2 separate regions of the Homo sapiens genome follow, and region 2 is linked to region 1. Evidence: chromatin contacts called from ENCODE Hi-C or POLR2A ChIA-PET data. All regions are on one chromosome and are shown on one strand. The core of a region is the stretch at or near the end of the contact, and the rest is flanking DNA. Distances in the headings are between cores, read along the strand shown. Region 1 overlaps MYL9 (myosin light chain 9). Region 2 overlaps MTCL2 (microtubule crosslinking factor 2).

Region 1 (4,450 bases), core at 650-3,149:
CAAGAGCTGCCAGGGGGCTGAGGGATGGGGCTGCTGTGTATGTCTCAGCCCAAGTTCCTGCTCTCACCCACCCTGCCCCTGCCCGCAGGTTTCATCCATGAGGACCACCTCCGGGAGCTGCTCACCACCATGGGTGACCGCTTCACAGATGAGGAAGTGGACGAGATGTACCGGGAGGCACCCATTGATAAGAAAGGCAACTTCAACTACGTGGAGTTCACCCGCATCCTCAAACATGGCGCCAAGGATAAAGACGACTAGGCCACCCCAGCCCCCTGACACCCCAGCCCCCGCCAGTCACCCCTCCCCGCACACACCCGTCCATACCAGCTCCCTGCCCATGACCCTCGCTCAGGGATCCCCCTTTGAGGGGTTAGGGTCCCAGTTCCCAGTGGAAGAAACAGGCCAGGAGAAGTGCGTGCCGAGCTGAGGCAGATGTTCCCACAGTGACCCCAGAGCCCTGGGCTATAGTCTCTGACCCCTCCAAGGAAAGACCACCTTCTGGGGACATGGGCTGGAGGGCAGGACCTAGAGGCACCAAGGGAAGGCCCCATTCCGGGGCTGTTCCCCGAGGAGGAAGGGAAGGGGCTCTGTGTGCCCCCCAGGAGGAAGAGGCCCTGAGTCCTGGGATCAGACACCCCTTCACGTGTATCCCCACACAAATGCAAGCTCACCAAGGTCCCCTCTCAGTCCCCTTCCCTACACCCTGACCGGCCACTGCCGCACACCCACCCAGAGCACGCCACCCGCCATGGGAGTGTGCTCAGGAGTCGCGGGCAGCGTGGACATCTGTCCCAGAGGGGGCAGAATCTCCAATAGAGGACTGAGCACTGCTTCTGGTCTGTGTGTCTGTGGCTGGGGTGAAGTAAGGGGACCCCGGGCCTGAAACCCTCTCCCACCTTCTCCTGCCATCTCCAGTTACTGCCCTGCTCCTCCCACCCTGGCCCAGGGAAGGACTGGGTGTCCTCCGGCCATATGGTCCCTGAAGCCTCTAGGGACCAGAGTCCCTAGTAAGTGGGCTCTGTGCTCAGCTGAGACCAGCAGGGGACAGGGGACGGAGGGAATGGGCCTCATGGCCTTCTCAGGGCTTGTGGGAAAGGGAGGACCATGGGAATCACCACAGCCAATCCCGTGGAGGGTTCCAGGCCTCTTGGGGGGCAGAGGTCAGGCCACACAGCCCTCAGGACTAAAGCTCCGGGTTCCAGAAGAACAGGGAGGCTCCAACAGTGATGAGGCAGGCGTCCCAGCAGCTCAGGGTTGGAGGTGGGAATGAGGGGTTTCCCAGCCCCAGGCAGGTGGAGGGCGAGTTCAGCCCCAGGACCAACAGCATGGGGGCCACAGCTTTCCATGTCCCTGTGTACGCAGGGCAGGCAGGGCCGGGACCCCTGCTACTGGTGGATGATGGGGACACTGATGGCAGTGCCTGGGGCCTAAGAGGGGCAGAAAGAGCGCTGAATGACTGAGCAGAGAGTCCAGAGGGGCATGGACTGCCTGGGTCACCCAATAGGCCTAGGGAAGAGTGAGGGCCGGACCCACCCCACCTGACCCCAGCGAGTGGACCCAGCTTGGTCCTGAGGCCTTCTCCAGAGGTCACCCAGCGCAGGCAGCCGCAGCACTCAGCAAAGGTCCCAGATCAGGGCCAAGGGGGAGCTGAGCACCAGGGGACCCTGTGCCTGACCAGGAGGCCCTAACCTCCTGCAGGCCTCAACGCCAGGCCCTGCTCAGAGCTCGGCTGAAACTCCTCATCCTGGCTCCAAACAGAGGCCCAAAAGTCCCTGGTATCAACTCCAGAAGGGGCGAGACCCGAACAAGTTCCAAACCAGGCCCAAATAGTATCCCAAACTCAGTCCCAAACACATTCTCACCCCCGGCAGCAGGCTGCAGGCCTCCAGCTACACACACGGCCCTGGGCAACTCTCAGTCTGGCCACCCATTCGATGCTGCCAGCCCCAAGGGTGTGGGAGGGGGGTCTCAGAGTGTCCCAGGGTACTGGCCACACATGCCCGACACCAGGGTCATAAGGTCCTCTCAGCAGAGCCACTGCAGCACCAAAGGCATTTCTGGAAGGAGGCAAGGACGCGTCATCTAGATGTCAAGCCCCAGCGTGCGATTCTGTCACAGTTCACCCCACCTTCACCCCGAGACGGAAGACGGAAGAGCTTCGCACACAGGCGGGAAGAGGTCAGGACCAGTCCAGCCTCACTGGCTTCAGAACTGGCCTGGGGGCTACCTTGACCCACAGGAAGGGAAGAGGAACGTGCTCTGGGCAGGGCAAGGCAGGACCTGCAGCACCCACAGACCAGCAGTAAAGGACCCCCGGAACTTTCCAAGTCTAGCACAAAACCCAGAAGCCACAAAGGAAAATACTGGCAGATTTAAATGCATGAAGTCAACATTCTTTTTGTAGAGCTAAAGAAACCATAAGCAAAATTAAAAGCCAAATGCATTCTGGGAGGAAATACCTGCAGCATATTTAACAAAACAAGAGTTAACACTAATCTATATAAAGCTTCAGTAATTGAATCAGAAAAAGACAACGCCGTAGGAAAAAAATGGTAACATGAAAAGGAATCTCAGAAGAAATGCATATACTTATTTTTTTCTTTTTTTTTTGAGACAGAGTCTCGCTCTTTCTCCCAGGCTGGAGTGCAGTGGCGTGATCTCGGCTCACTGCAACCTCCGCCTCCCGGGTTCAAGTGATTCTCCTGCCTCAACCTCCCAAGTAGCTGGGACTACAGGTGTGCGCCACCACGCCCAGCTAATTTTTGTATATTTAGTAGAGACAGGGTTTCACCATGTTCGCCAGATGGTCTCCATCTCTTGACCTTGTGATCCACCCACCTTAGCCTCCCAAAGTGCTGGGATTACAGGGGTGGGCCACCACGCCCGGCCAAAATACATACACTTAATAAGAACATTTTAAATACTCACCAAATACATTTTTAAGTGCTCAACATCATTGTAAAACTGTAAAATTTTCTATTTTTTCCTAGTATTTGTCTAGCTTTTTCAGACTGGGTCTTTCTGTTGCTCAGGCTGGAGTGCAGTGGTGTGATCATAGGTCCCTGCAGCCTAGAACTCCTGGGCTCAAGCAATTCTCCCACCTCAGCCTCCTGAGCAGCTGCTACTACAGACCTGTGCCACCACGCCTGACTAATTTTTTATTTTTTGTAGAGAGAGGATCTTGCTATGTTGCCCAGGCTGGTGTCAAACTCCTGGGCTCAAGCAATCCTCCCACCTTGGCCTCTCAAAGTGGTGAGATTACAAGTGTGAACCACCACACCTGGCCTTAATTTTTTAATTTTTGTGGTTTTTCTCTTTTGAGACAGAGTTTCACTCTTGTTGCCCATGCTGGAGTGCAATGGCACGATCTCAGCTCACGGCAACCTCCCAGGTTCAAGCGATTCTCCTGCCTCAGCCTCCCGAGTAGCTGGGATCACAGGCAGCCGCCACCACGCCTGGATAACTTTTTGTATTTTTAGTAGAGAGGGGGTTTCACTATGTTGGCCAGGCTGGTCTCGAACTCCTGACATCAGGTGATCCACCTGCCTTGGCCTCCCAAAGTGCTAGGATTACAGGCATGTGCCACTGCACCTAGCCAATTTTTAAATTTTTGGTAGAGATGGGGTCTCGCTTTGTTGCCTGGGCTGGCCTCAAACTCTTGGCCTCAAGTGATCCTTCTGCCTCAGCCTCCCAAGTAGCTAAGACTACAAACACATACCACCACACCTGACAGAGTCCTTTTTTTAAATTCCTCCAAAGGCTAGCACTTTTAAAACATTAGAAATTCCATTTATTTTCTGAAAATTTTTGTGTTTCCTTATCTTTCTGGCAGCCTCATTAGACCTTATAATAGAATCAAAATGAATCTTAAACTTTTTTTTTTGAGACTCAGTTTCACTCTGTCACCCAGAATGGAGTACAGTGGTGTGATCTCAGTTCACTGCAACCTCCGCCTCCCAAGTTCAAGTGATTCTCCTGCCTCAGCTCCCCAAGTAGCTGGGATTACAGGCACGCACCACCATGTTCAGCTAATTTTGTATTTTTAGTAGAGCTGGGGTTTCACCATGTTGGTCAGGCTGGCCTTGAACTCCTGACCTCAGGTGATCTACCCACCTCTGCCTCCCAAAGTGCTTGGGATTACAGGCGTGAGCCACAGCAACCGGCCTAGATCTTAAAATTTAAGAGACATTATAATTTAATTTGATATACTATGGTGGTAGAAAAACATTTCAAACTCATATAGATACAGAAACTTGGAAGCTTCAGTTCTACAGTCTTTCATACATCAAGTTAAACCAAAAAACACAAAAACTCACTGATCCACATCTCAATGGGCTTTCTCCTTTCAGTGTTTCCTTAAGTGACTTGAGATCACAAACATGCAAAATAACGACCAAAAAAACCTAACAAATCAGGTTTCCTGTCATCTCTCTCTAGATAAAAAACA
Region 2 (4,450 bases), core at 900-3,399, 300 kb after region 1:
ATTACAGTGGCTCTCAAAGTGCAGTTCCTGGACCAGTAACATCAGCATCACTGGTGAATTTGTGAGAAATTCTCATGTCCCAACCCAGACTTGCTGAATCAGAAACTCCTAGGGTGAGCCCCCCAAGGGATTCTGATGAAGGGCGTTTCCTTCTAGTTATTTCCCCCCCTAAAAGGGCAAGAGTCAGGTCTCTGAGCACAAGTCCCCATGCCAGGGCCTGACACAGAGCAGGATCTCAGCAAGCATCCTTTGAATAAGTGAATGAATGAATGATAGTTCTCACATGAGCAGCTGTCTCCCCAAGGCCTGCCCTTCACCACAGTCAATTTGTGACAGCCCAAGATGTTGCATTCACGCCAGTTCCATCTCTCCAGGGGGGCCTAGGCCTCTCAGGGGGCTAGTCCCAGCTGCAGGCAGAATGCCCGTTAGCCCCTGCTGGCACGGCCCCACGTGAGAGGGTGAGCTGACAAAGGCAGGCTTGTGGCCCCAGGCTGGGTCTGCAGGGACGTGGGCGGGAGAGGCTGGCGAATGCAGGACTTAGGCAGGGGCGCTGGGCTTTCCGGGCCCGAGGTGGGGCTAGGAGAGGTGCTGCTGGGGCTTGGGGAGGGGACCCAGAGGGCAGGCCTTTGTTCTGTTCCAGAGGTTCACAGTCCTCAGGGAGCCTAAGAATGTTCTGGGGCTCTGTGGTCATGCAGTCTGGGCCTCCATCCCAGGAGAGCTCTCCAGTGACAGATCCAACTGAAGGAGCTGGGGGTGGGGGGCCCTGGGAGGTGGGGGTGAGGAGCACAGGCTTCCCAGCTCCTTCACAGACAGCTCAGTGGTTCTGAAGAGCCTCTCCCAGCTCCCAGACCCCCTAACTGTGTGGAAGTGGGGAGGGAGAGGCCCAGCTCCACTGGACTCAGTAGGCCTCGTGGCTATGGAACAAAGTTGTAGACATGGTGAAACCTTGTCTCTACTAAAAATATAAAAATTAGCCAGCTGTGGTGGCTCACGACTGTAATCCCAGCTGTTTGGGAGGCTGAGGCAAGAGAATTGCTTGAATTTGGGAGGCAGAGGTTGTAGTGAGCCAAGATCGCACCACTGCACTCCGGCCTGGGCAACAGAGCGAGACTGTGTCTCAAAAAAAAAAAAAAAATCCCCTCAACACCACTGGGGAAACCCCAAGCCTCATCCTCTGCCAGACAACAAAAGGGCACAGTGCCTGGTAGTGCCCACCTCAGAGCCTTGGGGCCCCTGACCCTCAGCCCCACCACGGCCTGGCCACCTCCTTCAAGTTGACCTCTTCACCTTAAAGGCTACTCTTGAAGCTAACCCAGATTTTTTAGCTGGACTAGAAACGGGGAATAGGAGCATGGGGGAGGATGGGGGACCAGGGCACCCACACTGCTGCCAGGATAGGCAGTGCTTCCCTTTCTAGAGAATGCTTTTTTGCTCTGATTACAGTTAATAGCTGTTTTTGGAGAAAATCTGAAGAAGGTAGACGGCTTTCTATCTCTTCCACCGGTTCTCACCAGCTTCTGCAGTAGGTCCAAGTCCCCTTACCGGGTCCTGAGCCAGCCCCTGGTCTCCTCCCTACTCCCGCCTTACCCCAGCCCTCCAGCGTCCAAATAGGCTGTGACTTTAGAAATGGCTACCATTGGCCAGGCACGGCGGCTCACGCCTGTAATCCCAGCACTTTGGGAGGCCGAGGCGGATGGATTACCTGAGGTCAGGAGTTTGAGACTTGCCTGACCAACATGGTGAAACCCCATCTCTACAAAAAAATACAAAAAAATTAGCCAGGCTTGGTGGCGTGTGCCTGTAATCCCAGCTACTCGGGAGGCTGAGGCAGGAGAATCGCTTGAAACCCAGAGGCAGAGGTTGCAGTGAGCTGAGATTGCAACAATGCACTCCAGCCTGGGCGACAGAGACAGACTGTTTCAACAAACAAAACACGGCTACCACCTATTAGGAGGCTCACTAATTACCAGGCCCCCGCACAGGCAGTACGTGCATTATCAGTTGACAGTTTAATCCTCTTACCGACCCTGTGAGGTAGGTGCTGAAAACGTTCCTGTTTTGCAGATGAGGAGACGAGGCTCAGAAGCTTCGCAGAGCTGCTTGAGCAAGGGACCTGCGGGGCTGGATTCCAAACAAGCCACGTGGCCCTGGGTCAGTGCGTCATAACTGTGCTCTTCCAATTTGTTCAGCTATTCCCTCTGCTAGAACGGCCTTTGCCAGGCTGACTCCTGACTATCTCATCCTTCCAGAACATTTCCTTCCCAGACTCTGATTCAAACCCCACACTCTGAAATCTATGGTCCGTTGTGCTGGTAATTTTAGGTTGTATTTGTCTGTTTTCATGTCAATCTTCCCCAAGAGCTAGGGAGAAGGGCAGGGGCTGGTTTGTGTCTAGTCCTCAGCATCACCCAGGGCAGACCGTGGCACAGAGCAGGTACCTGTCACTGTCTATGGGTAGATGTAGGAATTAAAGAATGAGTATGGGGCCAGGCGCGGTGGCTCACGCCTGTAATCGCAACACTTTGCAGAGGCCAAAGAGGGAAGATCCCTTGAGCTCAGGAGTTTGAGACCAGCCTGGACAACATAGCGAGACCCCATCTCTACAAAAAAATTAAAAATTAGCCAGGCATGGTGCTGTACACCTGTAGCCTCAGATACTCAGGAGGCTGCAACAGGAGGATCACTTGAGCTTGGGAGGTTGAGGCTGCAATAAGCAAGGATTGCACCACTACACTCCAGCCTGAGTGACACAGAGACAGTCTGACTCAAAAAAAAAAAAAAAAAAAAGAGTATAGCTTCTGTCCTGCCCAGTCCACAACTCCCAGCCAGCTGCAAAGAGTTAGGAAGACAGGAGTTCAAGACCAGCCTTGGCAACACAGTGAGTCTCCGTCTCTACAAAAAAATAAAAAATTTTAAAAACTTAGCTGGGCATGTGCCTGTAGTCCCCAGCTACTCAGGAGGCTGAGGCAGGAGGTTCACTTGAGCCCAGGAGTTCCAGGCTGCTGTGAGCCATGAGTGCACCACTGCACTCCAGGCTAGGTGACAGAGTGAGACCCCTGTCTCTAAATAAAAATGAGAGAGGGAGAGCCTGGGCAGATCAGAACTGGTCGCAGATCCCTATGCCACCCAAGGAGGGTAGGCAGGGTCTGTCTACGTAGGGAACCTCCTGCTCACCCACCCACTCCCTGCCCACAAGGTGCATCTCTGTCCACCCCCTGCCAAACCATGAGCTCAGCCTGCAGGAAGCAGCCTCTCAAAGGCAAACCTGCTCCCCTCGATGGACTGATTCCCAAGAATCCTGGGAGAATTGTCCAGGAAGAGCCTCTTGGTCCCGGCTGGGCCGGACAGCCAAACATGAGCTCACACTACTGCTAATAATAGCAAGATCTTGCACAGCAGCAGAGGGCTTCACAGTTTACAAAGACATTCCATCTGAATCATCTCACAGATCCTCACTGAACCCCCCACTCCCAGTAAGGAAAGACAGGAACCATCATCCATGTTCTACAGATGAAGAACTTCAGAGAAGCACAGGGAAGGTGGGTGGTGCCCAAGCACACGCAAACAGGCAGGGGGAGGGGGTGAGACCTCCAAGCAGGACTCAAAGTCCAACCACCAACTTCAAGATCTTTCCTTGGAACCAGAACTCAGGGAGTCCATGAACTTGGAAAATCACATCTTCCTTTTCACTGACCTCTAAGTAAAATGTAGCATTTCCTTCTATTCTGGGCCTATGAACAAATCATCATTATATGAGTAATATCTGTGACTTTGCCACCAAAAAAAAATCACAGGTATTTTCATATCATATAACAGTTGCTGCAAAAATGTCAAAATATTATTTACACTCATCAGTAGTTTGAAATTATGCTAGTTAGATCTGTCACCAGAATTTATGAGTTAATAAGCACACATATTACTATGTTGTAATTTAAAAATACTTTAATAACTGTGTTTCAATATAGTTGGTTTCCTTTTTTTTTTTTTTTTTTGTGACGGAGTTTCACTCTTGTTACCCAGGCTGGAGTGCAATGGTGCAATCTCAGCTCACTGCAACCTCTGCCTCTGGGGTTCAAACGATTCTCCCACCTCAGCCTCCCGAGTAGCTGGGATTACAGGCATGCAGCACCACGCTTGGCTAATTTTTGTATTTTTAGTAGAGACGGGGTTTCGCCTCGTTAGACAGTCTGGTCTTGAACTCCTGACAGGTAATCCACCCGCCTCGGCCTCCCAAAGTGCTGGGATTACAGGTGTGAGCCACCGCACCCAGCCAAAATAAGATATAACTTTAAATGTTGAAATGAAATACAGGCGGGAGAAGCAGAGCTCCACTTTCAAATCACACTTTTTACTTATTTTATTCTTTAAGACAGGGTCCCTCTGTGTCACCCAGGCTGGAGCACAGTGGCTTGATCACAGCTCACTGTAGCCTTGACCTCTTGGACTAAAG

The links. Hi-C counts contacts between places; a loop is a spot of excess contacts on that map. ChIA-PET counts read pairs that join two places held with the same protein, here RNA polymerase II (POLR2A). Pooled maps may share reads with other maps.
Region 2: a pooled map shows a loop between it and region 1 (2.5-fold over the local background). The contact joins two enhancer-like sites. A Hi-C loop is called at or near these places in 4 of 50 pooled maps. POLR2A ChIA-PET finds 5 or more read pairs at or near these places in 2 of 52 experiments (AG04449 and H1).

What each region holds. Positions count from the first base shown.
Region 1 is chr20:36,548,989-36,553,438 of GRCh38, forward strand. It overlaps MYL9 (myosin light chain 9), which reads left to right. Exons shown (of 4, transcript NM_006097.5): 4 at 89-2,459. The coding sequence ends at 261. All of the region lies in intron 2 of DLGAP4-AS1 (DLGAP4 antisense RNA 1), which reads right to left. Among named protein-coding and RNA genes, the nearest start is that of MYL9, 9.7 kb to the left of the region's middle. Within about 2 kb of position 1,900, at least 6 of the 41 ENCODE cell types and tissues checked have a DNase peak (open chromatin) inside an H3K27ac peak, as active enhancers do.
Region 2 is chr20:36,845,087-36,849,536 of GRCh38, forward strand. The region is part of intron 1 of MTCL2 (microtubule crosslinking factor 2); the gene reads right to left. Among named protein-coding and RNA genes, the nearest start is that of MTCL2, 16 kb to the right of the region's middle. RefSeq lists enhancers at 845-994, 1,165-1,214. Within about 2 kb of position 2,150, at least 22 of the 41 ENCODE cell types and tissues checked have a DNase peak (open chromatin) inside an H3K27ac peak, as active enhancers do.